Linked DNA regions of Homo sapiens: region 1 is linked to region 2. Evidence: chromatin contacts called from ENCODE Hi-C or POLR2A ChIA-PET data. All regions are on one chromosome and are shown on one strand. The core of a region is the stretch at or near the end of the contact, and the rest is flanking DNA. Distances in the headings are between cores, read along the strand shown.

Region 1 (3,564 bases), core at 1-2,500, 120 kb before region 2:
CTATTCTCAAACACTAACAGAAAAACACATATATACATCTTGAGCCTCCTTCTAACCGTCCTACGATACCCTCCAATCATCCTCAGGCAGCCTAGATTGCAAAGCTTCGACAGACAGCTGCCCTTGGCCTACGCCGTCAGGAACCAGGAGGGGGGCGGGGGCCGGGGGGCGCAAGAACCACCAAGAGACCAGATCTTTTTCCAAGGCTACTGTTTCCAAGCAAAACAACCCACGGCACTAAAAAGACGGCGATGAAAATTGGAGACGCTTTAATCCCGAGAGAAAGGGGTGGCGATAGGGGGGCGGGAGGGTACAAGAAATCCCGAGAAAAAGAGGTGCGGAGGAGAAAACTAAGTATCCCATGCATCTTTCAGACCCACAAAACAACAAACCGTAGAGTCTTGTGTGCACTTAGAAGCAGCAGATGGAGTCCCCGGGGCTGAGACAGTTCAGCAGACGTACACCGTGGGTTGTGGATAAATCAACCGATGACGGGAGAGGAAGGGGGTGCCGAGAGAATAAGCCCGTGGATGGGGGAGACAAAGCCTCGGGGGGTGATCCAGGACCATACAGAAAGGTGAGAGGGGACCCACAGGAGAAAGACAATGGAAGAACAATTAAGGCAGAAATCTGGTGCCCGGGCTGTGGCAGGTCACTGGGCTAACGACAAGAGTGTGGCACAACAAAGGGGCACGGGAGGAAGGACAGCGGAGGGGAGGAGATGGAGAGGGGATGCGGGACGCCACGGGTCGGACAAAGCGCCCAAGGCGGCGAAACAAAGGGCCGGGGGTAGAGAGTCGCAGCGGGTAGCGGTGAAAGACAAAGCGCCCGGGGCCGGGGGCACTAGCGGGGCGAAGCGGCGACAACGGCCGCGAGGAACAAAGATGCACGGGGCCCCCAGGCAGAGCCCGCTGGAGGCGCGCGGGAGGCACGGCGCCCGAGGGCCCCGCGCGCCCTGCCGCACTCACGCCCGCACCCGCCGGCCTCGCCGCCGCCGCCGCCGCCCGCCCTCACGCGCTGGAGCCTGAGCCACGGCAGCGCAGAGCGGCAGCGCACGGCCACACGCCGCCGCCGCCGCGCTCGGCGCACGCGACGCCGCCCCCGCGGGCCCCCGAACGCCAAGCGCGCCGCGGCCCCCGAACCCGCTGCCCGCCGTGAGCTGCCAGACGCCCGCAACTTTCCCGGTTCCCGGCGCTCCGATTCCCTCAGACTTACCCTGTCACAACAGGCGCCATCTTCCACAAACTCTCGCCAAAACTCCAACCCTCGCGAGATTCCCCCCGACGCCTTCCCTGGTCCCTCTCCCCCGCCCCTTCCCTTTTTCCTCACTCCTCGATTCCACCCAGCCCCCGCGCTCCCTTTCCCCTCGCCGCCGCCGCGAAGAGCCAGACGCCTCGCGCCGCCCGCAGAGTAGGGGATCCTGCTCGCTGCCTTCCCTGGAAACCTACCCAGGCGATGGAGCATGCGCAGGCGGCTCCTCCGCGGGCGAGCCCTCCGTGTGGTCCATGGGGAGCGCTCCGGTTATCCGGGTTTTAGGACGCGCTTTGAGGGACGTACGTGGAGACTGAGGAAAACCGGAGGGGATTACTACGGGGACGAGGAATGGAGGGGTCAGGAGGCGGGGCCGAGGAGAAGGGAGGAGGGGTCCTGGGAAAATGGGCTGCGTTTCACAGGCCTAGATGAAACACCTCCTCAATGGGTGTTTTCCAAGCGGCTTCCCGCTCACTCTGGGTTCCCAGCTATTTTCATTCATTCAAACGTTCCCTGGGCGCCTCCTTTATGCTAATCTCGGCGTTTGGTGCAGGAGCGCCAGAGATGTCTGGGGTTCGGGCAAGTGACACGTCGGGGACTGTCTTCATTCATTACACCCCCCCATGCTAATGAGGAGGCCCTTCCAGAGCTCCTCAAGCGGAAAACTTTTGCAGTTGAGCTCTCTCGCCTTAGCGTTCTCCTTGGGTGTGAAATGAGGTCAAGCCAAGGCCTCTAGCAAAGACACCCCTAATGGCCACCTCGCAGACACACGCCAGAGCGCGGAGTAGTTCTCTCCAGAAGGGAAAACTGCCTTGGAATTGAGAGCCACATTCTCCCACCTCCGAGTCTGCCCAGAGGACCCGATCAAAGCTCTTGCCGCTCGCGTGCTGCATGGCCTCTCTAAGACCCCATCGCAGCCACCACCGTGTGTGAGCCCAGGTGTGTGTTGAGACCACTACTGCACAGGGAACCGGGCCACCCGAGGGCCTGGCACAGCCGAGGACGCTGCCGGCTGCCCGAATCGCGCTTCAGGCGGCCTGATCCCGGAAGCCCCCGGGCAAACCTGGCCCCACCGGGCATGGAACAGCAGGGTGAAGGGCCCGAATCCCGCCCCCTCCTCCTACCTGCAGCCCCCCATCTTTCCCCTCCTTTGCTCTTTCCTTTCCTAGAGATTCCCAGATCCAGCACTGCCTCCCGCAGGGAGCCCCAAAACCCGGAGAACTGGAATTCGCCGCCCGAAACCTGTTGAAGGCGCTGCAGGATTGGCGCGGCCCGCGCGAGCGGCACTGCGCATGTACCCAATGCGGGCAGTCCAGTCTCACGCTACACCTCCTTCCCACCGCCTTCCACTACTCGGCTCAGACACAACACGGCCGTGGGAAATTTCCTAAACCTCGCGAGAACGTGCCCCTGTTGCCTAAGCTTTCGCCCCAAATCTCGCGGAGCCAAGGCAGGACAGGTGTTTGCCTAGACCAGCTCCGGGCGCCGTTCGTGCAGCGCGTGCCCGGGAGGCGGGCGGCGGGCGGCGGGCGCGGGCGGGGTGGGAAGGGAGCGGCTTGCCGCGGAGGCGGGGCGGGAAGGCGCGTGGCTGGGAGCACGGGGCGGAGGGCGGCGGGGGAGGAGACCCGCGTCTCGCACACAACACGCACACGCCCTGTGACGCTGGATGGAAGACGAGGGGTGGGGAGCCTCGAACGGAGGAAGGGGAAGCCAGGAGGTTGGAAGTCGCTGCCGGTACGGAGAGTGAGAGGTCAGGCTCTAGGGCAGGAGGAGCCCCAGGCCGATCTCCCGGGGAGGTTTCCTGTCGCCCTCCACAAGCCTGGTACTTTCCTAAAACGTGTTAGACACCGCGCCCCCCGCCTCCGGGAGCTGACAGACAGCCTCCAGAGTCGGGTTTGAGTCATGCCTTGAGTCACCTAGTCTGGCCACTACTTCGCTTACTTTGAAACAAGTTCTGATTCCTTAGCTACTCTACTTTAGCAATTGGTTTCTTTTTTTTTTTTTTTTTTTTTTTTTGAGACGGAGTCTTGCTCTGTCGCCTAGGCTAGAGTGCAGTGGCGCGATCTCGGCTCACTGCAAGCTCCGCCTCCTGGATTCACGCCATTCTCCTGCCGCAGCCTCCTGAGTAGCTGGAACTACAGGCGCCCGCCACCACGCCCGGCTAATTTTTTCTATTTTTTAGTAGACGGAGTTTTACCATGTTAGTCAGGATGGTCTCGATCTCCTGACCTCGTGATCCGCCCGCCTCGGCCTCCCAAAGTGCTGGGATTACACGTGTGAGCCACCGCGCCTGGCAGCAATTGGTTGTTTTCT
Region 2 (3,892 bases), core at 570-3,069:
AAAAAAAAGACCAAAAAAGTGTTTTCTTGGCTGTATTTCTTGTAGTGACTGCGAAAACCCGTGAAGGAGGAAAACTGGCCAGGATTTTTTTTTTTTTTTTTTTGAGGGTATGAAAGCCTTTCGTTTTTATAGTTTTGAAAATCCTTGGAGTTTAACTTTGAACTTTAACCAAAAAAAATTATATCTTATAAACAATGGCATTTGTTGACTGGATGAAGGACTAGATCAATATTGGTCTTGGCAACCCATTTTGGCTGCTGTTGCCTGCAGAAATATGCTGGTTGTGGTGTTAAAAAATTATGTCAGTTCCTCACCATGTGTCTCTTTTTCTTGGAGTTATGCCTGAGAATTACTTTCCAAAGATACTTCCAGAAGTTAACCTAGAGCCTGGCCTCCACAGCAAAGGAAGTTACACATAAACTCTCGGAAAGCAGAGCACCACAGTGAGCTCCTGGGAGGGGGAGGAATAAATCTGGATCTATGGAGGAAGAAGATGATTTGAAGCAACTGCTAATTTCACAAGGATAGTCACAGTCCCTCTTCTTGCTAAAGTTATCACCAAGACTTGTCACACCAAGGGCGAAAAAACACTAAACAAAAATAAATCAATCTTGGCAAATGAAAACCATTGCTTTGAAAGAAAATAATCATTGTAGCCATGATGGAACTGTGTACATTAGAATGTTCGAAATCTTTTCATTTTGGGGAGAAGTGGGAGGCAGTAGTGGCAGTTGGGATTTTCTAGAAGAGAGGTAGTAAAGCTTTTAGTGTTTTCACGTAGACTACCATATTATCCACTTATTTTAGGTATAAGACTATATGCCACATGTTCATCTATGTGTAATTTATAAAAAAAATACGCATATATCATATTTACTCAACTCAACAGACTGAATGGATTACTTATTCTTTGTAACTTGAGTTTCATTTAGAAGTTTTTTTTTTCTTAAAAAATTTTTTTAGGCTGGGTGTGGCGGCTCATGTCTGTAATCCCAGCATTTTGGGAGGATGAAGTGAGCAGATCACTTGAGGTCAGGAGTTTGAAACCAGCCTGGCCAACATGGTGAAACCCTGTCTCTACTAAAAATACAAAAATTAGCCAGGAGTGGTAGTGCATGCCTATAATCCCAGCTACTCAGGAGGCTGAGGCAGGAGAATTGCTTTAACCTGGGAGGTGGAGGTTACAGTGAGCTGAGACTGTACCGCTGCACTCCAGCCTGGGCAATAGAGTAAGACTCTATCTCCAAAAACAAAACAAAAAAAATTTTTTTTAGATGGTGTCTCTCTATGTTGCCCAGGCTGGTCTGGAATCCCCACCTGCCAAGTAGCTAGGATTACAGGCTCATGCCATGCCGCCCAGCTCCCATTTGAAAGTTTGACAACTGCAGCAATGTAGGACTGTGCGGTGGGGCAAGGAGAGGGCAATAAGAAAAGCTAAAAAGGAATCCCACATAGTCAACCCAGGAGCCTGACTCCAGAATTGCAGCTGCTAATCCAGCCTCATGGGCCCTCCATGGTCTGTGTTGGGTTCTTCTACACTGTGCAGAGGGTGAGGCAATGTCCTATACTCCACACTGGCAGCTGGCAGTGAAAGATGGCACAGGGCCGGAGCTGCTCCCACATCTCTTCTCCTTGCTAAAGATAAGTGCACACCTGCCACTGCTTGAGAAAGACAGCCAAGAGCTGTCACTGCATGCCTGTTCTGAGAACCTGTTGGCTGGCCCTCTTCCTGTGCTCCTGGTGGCCAGCGGGAGCCCTGGGCCCTTAACTGAGCCCCTCCCCCATCCTGCAGTCGTAACTCTGCTCCCAGAGGCAGCTCCTTCCAGCCACGTGGCCCCTGGCGCCGAGGCCAGGACCTTGGCACATCCCTTTGGAAAGGTGGCCAACTCCACACTTGCCAGATTCTCACAGTTTTCTGACCGGTGTCTCCAGTGAAATGAGTGCAGGGGGTGAGACTATATTTAGCCCAACTCAGAAAGAATGCTCCAGGGCACACACTAACAGTAATAAAACAAGGCTACTGTTAACCTTTATTGAGCACTTACTGTCTACCATGCTTTATGCTAAGCACTTTGTATGCTGTATTTTACTGAACCCTCATAACCATTTTACGAGAGCAGTGCTATGTTCATGCTAAGAAAACTGAGGCCAGACATCTCATAGCTGGTGGTGTTGGGATTCCCCTCGTGTGTCCCACTGCTGAGCTGTGTCACTTCCAACTTGGACACAACAGTGAGCTTCACCCAGGTCATCTCATCTCAATGTGCTACCCCTCTGCATGGCCACATCTACCAGGCTACCCACGAGTAGTCCCATCCCCAGCGGATGGCTAGAAGGGCCACCCACGCTCATAAGCACATTGTGTAACTGCACAGATGCTTGGGCTGCATAGACCCGTCCCCAAGGACCAGTAAGGCGCCTTCCTCTGCAAATCATTTCCTGAACTCTGACAGCCTTTACTGAGCAGACTCAGTATGTCCTGTCTTCAAAGGCGACACCTCTTTCATTGGTGTGGGGACAACTTCCTCTGCTAGATTCAGCATTTTTTGAGTGCAAAAACTATGTACTCTATTTCTTTCACATTAAAGAAAAAAAATCACTGACTTCAGCCAGGCATGGTGGCTCACACCTGTAATCCCAGTGTTTTGGGAGGCCAAGGCGGAAGGATCACTTGAGCCCAGGAGTTTAAGACCAGCTTAGGCAACATGGTGAGACCCCCCCATCCCTACAAAAAATACAAAAATTAGTCAGGCATGGTGGCACGCACCTGTGGTCCCAGCTACTCGGGAGGCTGAGGCGGGAGGATAGCTTGAGCCTGGGAGGTTGAAGCTGCAGTGAGCTGTGATCACACCACTACACTCCAGCCCCGTGGGAGAGTGAGACCCTGGTCACTTGATCATCTGGCTTCATTTTAAGGCCCAGTGAGTTTAAACAACATAGCTGAGACCATGCAGCAGGACAGAGGTAGCATCAGGACCAGAACCTCAGGTTCCTAACTGTCAGGCACAATAAATTCTGGTCCGGTTGATCTGATGGATGTACTCAGGTAGAGTGAGGCAATGAAGCAATTACTTAAAGGCCAACCTCCGTGGCCCCATTGCTGCTGATCACCTCCTCACTTTGTTGAGATGAAAGCATGTTGGGGGTATGGTGGGTCTGCTGGCAGCTAATGCCTTTATGTGGTGGACCCCACAGGTAGCAGCAGTGGCCAATCATTCTTTCACTCAACAGAGCCTTTGGTCTGAGCCAGTTCCTGTTTAGGAGTGGAGGACAGAGCCATGAACACAATAGAGAGAAGTCCCTTCTCTCACCGAGCTTACTTGTTAGGGGAGGAAGACAGACAGCACAGAGATAAATAAATTTATGACAGATCATGCTAAAGGCCATGAAGAAGAATAAAGCTGGCAAAGGGACAGAGAGATAGGGGTATGGAGACCCTACTGTATGTGGGGTGGTCAGGGAAGGGCCTGGGGAGAAGGTTGCATTTGAATAAAGATGAGGAAGGTGAGGAAATGAGCCATGTGGGCATGTGGCAAAGACTGTTCCGGAAAGAGAGAGCCATGCCATGTAGATATTGTGCAGATCCTTGTGCAGTGCTTTAATTTTATTCTCACAGTAATGAAAAACTATTAGGTAATTTTGAGCATAGAAATTTGATTTTTGATTTAAAATGATCATTCTGGCTACTATGTAAAGACTAGACTAAGGGGATAAGACTGGACCTCAAACAGATAGACCCTTTTTAGCCAAAATATGCTGGTGACTTGGACTAGATAGGGTTGACCCAGCGGTGGAGGTGAGAAATTATTTTTCTTTTCTTTTCTTTCTTCTCTTTTCTTTTCTTTTTTCCTTCCTTCCTTCCTTCCTTCCTTCCTTCCTTCCTTATTTCCTT

The links. Hi-C counts contacts between places; a loop is a spot of excess contacts on that map. ChIA-PET counts read pairs that join two places held with the same protein, here RNA polymerase II (POLR2A). Pooled maps may share reads with other maps.
Region 1: a loop to region 2 is called in a map of ascending aorta, with 8 times the contacts of the local background. The contact joins the promoter of RBPJ here to the enhancer-like site in region 2. A Hi-C loop is called at or near these places in 21 of 168 maps with a recorded cell type or tissue (CD14-positive monocyte, CD4-positive, alpha-beta T cell, CD4-positive, alpha-beta memory T cell and 15 more), 37 of 37 single-sample maps with no recorded cell type and 27 of 50 pooled maps. POLR2A ChIA-PET finds 5 or more read pairs at or near these places in 26 of 52 experiments (A549, CD4-positive, alpha-beta T cell, CD4-positive, alpha-beta memory T cell and 16 more).

What each region holds. Positions count from the first base shown.
Region 1 is chr4:26,318,700-26,322,263 of GRCh38, reverse strand. RBPJ (recombination signal binding protein for immunoglobulin kappa J region) reads right to left here and starts at 1,250. Exons shown (of 11, transcript NM_015874.6): 1 at 1,216-1,250. The coding sequence starts at 1,235. RefSeq lists enhancers at 1-794, 2,027-2,076, 3,167-3,216 and silencers at 907-1,006, 1,077-1,206, 2,677-2,946.
Region 2 is chr4:26,202,963-26,206,854 of GRCh38, reverse strand. All of the region lies in intron 2 of LOC124900690 (a long non-coding RNA gene), which reads left to right. It also overlaps a transcript of RBPJ not described here. Among named protein-coding and RNA genes, the nearest start is that of RBPJ, 120 kb to the left of the region's middle. RefSeq lists enhancers at 1,755-2,256, 2,240-2,329. Within about 2 kb of position 1,819, at least 8 of the 41 ENCODE cell types and tissues checked have a DNase peak (open chromatin) inside an H3K27ac peak, as active enhancers do; they include CD8-positive, alpha-beta T cell, ascending aorta and body of pancreas, where a contact is called at or near this core.